Regions from separate parts of the Homo sapiens genome. Here region 2 is linked to region 1. A link is a contact called in ENCODE POLR2A ChIA-PET data. All regions are on one chromosome and are shown on one strand. Each heading gives the region's core, a stretch centred on a gene start or an enhancer-like site at or near the end of the contact. The rest is flanking DNA. Distances are from core to core; before and after follow the strand shown.

Region 1 (3,070 bases), core at 365-2,864:
TTTTTCGTATTCTTATGTCCTTTGAAGCACAAAATTTAAAATTTTGATGGAGTCCAGTATTTTTCTTTTGTAAGGTGCCTTCTTACTTAATATGGTAATTGTGAGGAGTAGGAATTATTAATCACATCCTACAAAATGATGGAAACGAAGGTCAATGAAGTAAATAACCCAAGGTCTCACATGACTGCTGCACACGGTCCTGCCTGACACGGCCCACACAGAGGAACATGGCAGTCTTGGCTATGTGTGGGAGCTGAGGTATGAACTCAGACCTTCTGACCAGGCCAGGATTCGGGTTACTCATACACTTTATGAGTATTCTAATGTAATATGGCTGATTATTAAAGTAACTCTCCTGTTATTACACATTCAGCATTCTAAGGATGCTGCTATTAAAGTAAGAGGGCTTTGGAACTCATCTTCGGAAGCTGTACTGAGGGGTAGTGAGTAGCATGTTTCATGAACATACCCAGTTATGGCCAGGGTGGATTTGAGTTTATAAAGAAGTCAAAAGTGGCACCGAGTCTGGTGAAGGAGGTAAGTTATTAGGCTGAATTACACCATTTTAGATTTATACGTACAGTGACACACATCAATACAAAGTATAAGCAATGTTCTATTAAGGCTCAAAGTAGATGTAAATCTCAAAATCTGCAAAAAGTTGTTTCTGGCAATGGTAGCTAGATATAATAGATACCAAAGAATATTTATAAAATGTATAAAAAGTAAGTACTTTGATATATTTTTAAACACTTTTATGTAAAAATTATCCATCTTTTTCCTTTTTGGTTATACATGGTATATTTGAATCAAAATCACTAAATTAGAGTTGAAAAGCATTTCATTTTTTTCTAGAAAGGAGGCTTAAAAAAAGAATTTCACATGATTCAATCCTCTCATTTTAAGTGGGGAAGCATGCACAGGACACTGAAGGATTCATCCAAGGTCACTCATGAGAACACTGGCGGAACCAGGAGTACAATGTAAGAAGGACTGGATTCCCATGTTCTGTTTCCTAATATTAGCTGTCTTTGCTTTGCTTTCAGCATTTATGATTTCCCCCCTTCTTTCTCGCTTAGACTTCTCCAAGCGGATTATACCATCCGAGACTCTTTTCCGAAGGGTGGGGAACTCTGCCCAGACTTCATTGTCTATTTTCCAATTGCAACTTTCCCCAATAACGATTTATCCAAACATCTCAAATTCATGTAGATAACTCTGACAGCAAATAAAAGGTACACATTTTATAAAGTAAGTTATAAGTGAGATACTGCCAAGCTTTATTTCAAAAACCAGGCTCTAGTTTCCAATCTAAGAAGTAAATGGCTTTCTGCCTGTTTCTGCCTTTCCTCCCTCACTCAGGAGAGAGGGCCAAGGCTGTGTCTTGAGGGATTGCTTCATAAGGAAAAATCAAGGCAGGGCACAGTCCCAGGATGGCCAGCATGGGTTGGAAGTGAGCTAGCAGAAGGCTCTGGGAAAAGGGAACTGGATTCATGAGCAGGCTAGTTCAGTCCCCAGAGCGATTTCTCTCCATTGGAAACAGGTCTGAGTGCTGACACGGGGGTTTCCCACAGCTTCTGCTGGCCTCCAAAGGCATATTTGTCATCAGAGGCTCTTGATGAAGCTGTACATAAATATCTGACTGTTGTTAAATGCAAAACAAAACAAAACAAAAATATTCCACAGGAACCAAATCAAAACCAGCTGTGTGGGGGAGAGGCCAAAATCTCAGTGTAAGTGCAAAAGGCCCAGCAGAAACACTTGTTAATTGTGTTATTTACTTTGCTGAATAGTAAATTGCTGTGCCAATGAAGTCATATCACATGACCGTAATGTTTTTCATATGACTTTTTGGCTATGAGAGAAATGGGCATTTTCTAGAATTCTGAGTTCTATAGTGAATGAATCACAATCTACATTTTAATTCATAACCAATTAATCAGCTCAGCCCTGTTCATTTCTGCTGGTCTGTTTATGATTTTATAGCCTATGTTATGGTTGTTGCTTTCTTTTTAGATGATCATTCATTAATCCCCAAATCTGCAGAAAGGAAGTTCTATTTAGCACAACCTTGACAAAATGCAAATTATATTAATGGTGCACTGTAATTGCAACCCTGAAATCATAACTGCATGGTACAACATCAAATACTGACAATATGGTCAAGGCAAGGAAGTAAAACAGCCTAAAATTAATCCTGGAATCATGGAACGTGCAAACTTTCATGAATAGGAATGAAGTATTTCAGGGAAATTGGGTAAAGGGACTTAGGAATTTGAATTTCTCAGGGATATACCAATATAGCTTGTTCTATTAACTCTCTTATAAATTAGTCTTATCTCTAGTTACATTCAGTTAGAAAATATTTTGGCATTTCTCATAGTATGATGTTGAACCCACAGTTGGAACAAATAAATACATGTGAACTGATACTTATTCTACTCATAGGATGAGAAATAACTCTAAGAAGGTAAGTCACAGCAAATTTTTGTGGAACATGGCTAAGGTGTTCATATGTTTGATTTAGACTGAGCATTTCTTCAACAAACGCAGCTTTTTTTTTTTTTTTTTTTTTTTTTTAAATAAGAGACAGGGTCTTGCTCTGTCACCCAGGCTGGAGTACAGTGGCACAATCATAGCTCACTGTCTGCCGCAAACTCCTGGGCTCAAGTGATCCTCCTGCCTCAGCATTATAAGTAGCTGGTGTGTCACCATGCCTGGCTAATTTCTAATTTTCTTAAATAGAGACAGAGGCTCACCATCTAGCCCAGGCTGGCCTTAAACTCCCAGACCCAAGCAATCCTCCCAACTTAGCCTCCCAAAGTGCTGGGATTTCAGGTGTAAGCCACTGTACCCATCCCAAATGCAGCAATTTAAAAGATACTTGGGGAGAACCTCAATAGCTCCATGACTTGGACACCCTGTGGTTCATCAGCTTTAAGGCCATTTCCCTGGGTTCCAAATAGGATAAATAAAGATCTAGGAGGGATAGGGAGTCAGGATCTATCTCCAAGTATCCAAACCCATTCTCAGTAAAGGCCTTGGAAGTAAAGGTCAGAGCTTTATGCAA
Region 2 (3,070 bases), core at 340-2,839, 230 kb after region 1:
CGTTTCTCACAAAACTAAATATACTCTTACCATACCATGCAGCAATTATACTCCTTGGTGTTTACCCAAGACTTGAAAACTTGTGTCTACACAAAAATCTGCACGAGTGTTTAAAGCAGCTTTATTTTTATTTATAATTGCCAAAGCTTGGAGGCAAGTAAGATGTCCTTTGGTAAGTGAATGGGTAAACTATGGTTCATCCAGATAATGAGATACTATTCAATGTTAAAAATAAATAAGCTATCAAGCCATGGGGAGAGATGGAGGAAACTGACATGCATACTATTAAGTGAAAGAAGCCCATCTGAAAACGCTACGTACTATATGGTTCCAACTGTATGACGTCCTGGAAAAGGCAAAACTTTGGAAACAGTAAAAAGATCAATGGTTAGCAGGATTTGGGCAGGGGAAGGGATGAATAGGCAGATCACAGATGATTTTTAGGAGAGTAAAAAATGCACGGTATTAGAATGATGGATACATATTATCCATTTGTCCAAACCCACAGAAAGTGCAACATCAAGAGGGAGCCCTCATGGAAACTGTGGCTCTGGGTGACAATGATGTGTCATGTAGGCTCATCCGTGGTAACAAATGCACCACTCTGTGGGGATGTTGACAGTGCAGGGGACTGTGCATATGTGAGGACAGAGGGTACATGTAAATCTCTATATCTTCAGCAGAATTTTGCTGTGACCCTAAGACTGCTTGAAGAAAAATAAAGTCTTCGTTAAAACAAAACAAAACATCTTGGCTAGGGGATGGAGGAGGGTGGGGGCCAGGAGGTCAATACCACATAGGGTCAGGATGCTAAAAGCTGGAAGAAGTCTTAGAAATCATCTAGTTAAAGTGGCTCCCAAACAAAGGTTCCCTTTATTTTTAATTAATTATTTATTTATTTATTTATTTATTTATTTATTGAGATGGAGTCTTGCTCTGTCACCCAGGCTGGAGTGCAGTGGTGTGATCTTGGCTCACTGCAACCTCTGCCTCTTGGGTTCAAGTGATTCTCCTGCCTCAGCCTCCCGAGTAGCTGGGATTACAAGGCGCTCACCACCACACCGGGCCAATTTTTGTATTTTTAGTAGAGACAGGGTTTCGCCATGTTGGCCAGGCTGGTCATGAACTCCTGACCTCACATGATCTGCCCCCCTTGGCCTCCCAAAGTGTTGGGATTACAGGCGTGAGCTACAGCGGCCAGCCTCAAAGTTTCCTTTTAATCTTTCCTTTTATTAGAAATTAGAAATAATTTTATCTACCGCAAAACTCAACCGTATGTATTAAGGAAGAATCCATTTTCCCCACCTCTGAATTACCCCAAGACCTCCAGCTCTTCAGTCCTGGTGCCTGCCCCGGTGAGGGGGGAGTATGTGGAGACAGCCAGCCCAGGCAATTTGGCAAAACAAGAGACTGCCCAACACTGCCACAGGCCTGGGCGGCAGACAAATGATTTCCTTTAACTTCTCGGAAAAGTTAACAATAGCCTGGACTTCACAGAGAGGGGCAAGGTCCCCGCTTTTATTTTTCCCAGCTGGACATGCTTCCTGTGAGCAACTCAGCAGGCACTTGGCAAGGCCCAGACAGGCTAGCTTTCTTCCTGGGCATGTCCCCCTTGAGGGTGTGGCAACAGCCCTGGTGACACCTGGAATTTTCAGACAGCCCTTCTCCGACTAGTCTAAGGATATGCTGTTTTTTCAGCCTGTTTCTTGGAACCCCATGTTTAACCTCAGGTCCTTATGAACCTCTGCAGAGGTTTCCCTCACTCTGATCCCCACTGTTAGGCACACACCCCAAAGCATCCAGGACACAGTGACTTCCTCTTAGCTCCTCTCCCTCATGTCTTTCTCTGCCCCTCCCACTGCCCTCTACCGTCCCCCAAGTCTAGTCTCTCTGCTTTGCTCTGGTTGCACCATTACTCACCATCCCATAATACCCCGTGCCCTTTCAGACTTTGGAGCTTGTGCACATGCTGTCCCCTTTGCCTATGAAAGGGCTTCCTCCATCTGAGCACCTGGCAAACTTCCATACAAGCAGGGCAAGTCAAATCCTTCTCCTGCACATCAGAGGCTTGCCTCTGTCAGCCCCTCTCTGGCCGTAGGGCAATTGGTTTATGTGCACTCTGCTTCCCCTTCTAGACTGAGGGGATCCTCTGAGAAAGATGGCATGTTTCCTCTGTTTGAGCTCCAGTTTGGACAGGGCCAGTAAGCAGCAGCGGGCCTCTGGATACCTTTCTCTAGCGAATCCACTGATAGATCCCCGAAAACTGCACACAGCATTTTGAGGGCAGGGGCATCTTTCTGAGGAGAGGCCCTCAAAGGGATCTATTCCCCCTTAAAAAACAAAGAATTCTACTCTAGACCCTCAGCATCTTAATGGAAGGGGATATGTCTAATCTTTTCCTCTATTTCACAGCTCTGCACATAGTAGGCCATTACTATAAAATGATATTAAGTCATGGAGTTTTTTTGAGCTGGTGATCTAGTCCAGCCTTCCCATTTCCCAGATGAAGGAGCTGAGCCCCAGAGCAGGGAAATGCCTTACTCATTTGTAAGCCAAATGGAATGATCAGGGGAAATGACTTTCTGCGTAAGGGTTAGGTAATGGTCATATATTAATATTAATTTCCTCACCCTTCCATGTATTCCCTAATCAGTTTTCAAGTTTCTACTCTGTGCGAGGTATAAGTGTGGGGATGCAGAAATGAACAGCACATAGTTCCTGCTCTTGGAGAGCTCACAAGCTGCAGGAAGAGATGAATGCCTGGATCATGGAGAAGCTAGACAGAGGAGGGAGGAATGATTTCCTGGCCTGGCCTCTAGGAAGCTTTGTGGAGAAGTGGCATCCAAGCTGTGCACAAAGGATGTCCCAGGCTCTTCAACGGCAGAGCTGAGCCCATGTCCCTGCTGTATTCTCCAAACAGTCACAGACCATATGGTCTCTCTATGGCATAGAGTAGTCATTAGGATGATCTAGGCTGTGAGTAACAGAAAACCCCAACTCACTTGGCTTATGTAATAAGGAAATGTATACTCCCTCTAATGAGAAGTCCCAAGTTAGGGCAGCTCCAGGG

Evidence for each region. ChIA-PET counts read pairs that join two places held with the same protein, here RNA polymerase II (POLR2A).
Region 2: POLR2A ChIA-PET joins it to region 1 with 11 read pairs in WTC11. The contact joins two enhancer-like sites. POLR2A ChIA-PET finds 5 or more read pairs at or near these places in 3 of 52 experiments (GM12878, WTC11 and activated T-cell).

The regions. Positions count from the first base shown.
Region 1 is chr3:11,432,800-11,435,869 of GRCh38, reverse strand. The region is part of intron 20 of ATG7 (autophagy related 7); the gene reads right to left. Among named protein-coding and RNA genes, the nearest start is that of ATG7, 160 kb to the right of the region's middle. Within about 2 kb of position 1,614, at least 16 of the 41 ENCODE cell types and tissues checked have a DNase peak (open chromatin) inside an H3K27ac peak, as active enhancers do.
Region 2 is chr3:11,200,255-11,203,324 of GRCh38, reverse strand. All of the region lies in intron 1 of HRH1 (histamine receptor H1), which reads right to left. All of the region lies in intron 2 of LOC102723663 (a long non-coding RNA gene), which reads left to right. Among named protein-coding and RNA genes, the nearest start is that of HRH1, 47 kb to the right of the region's middle. Within about 2 kb of position 1,589, at least 5 of the 41 ENCODE cell types and tissues checked have a DNase peak (open chromatin) inside an H3K27ac peak, as active enhancers do.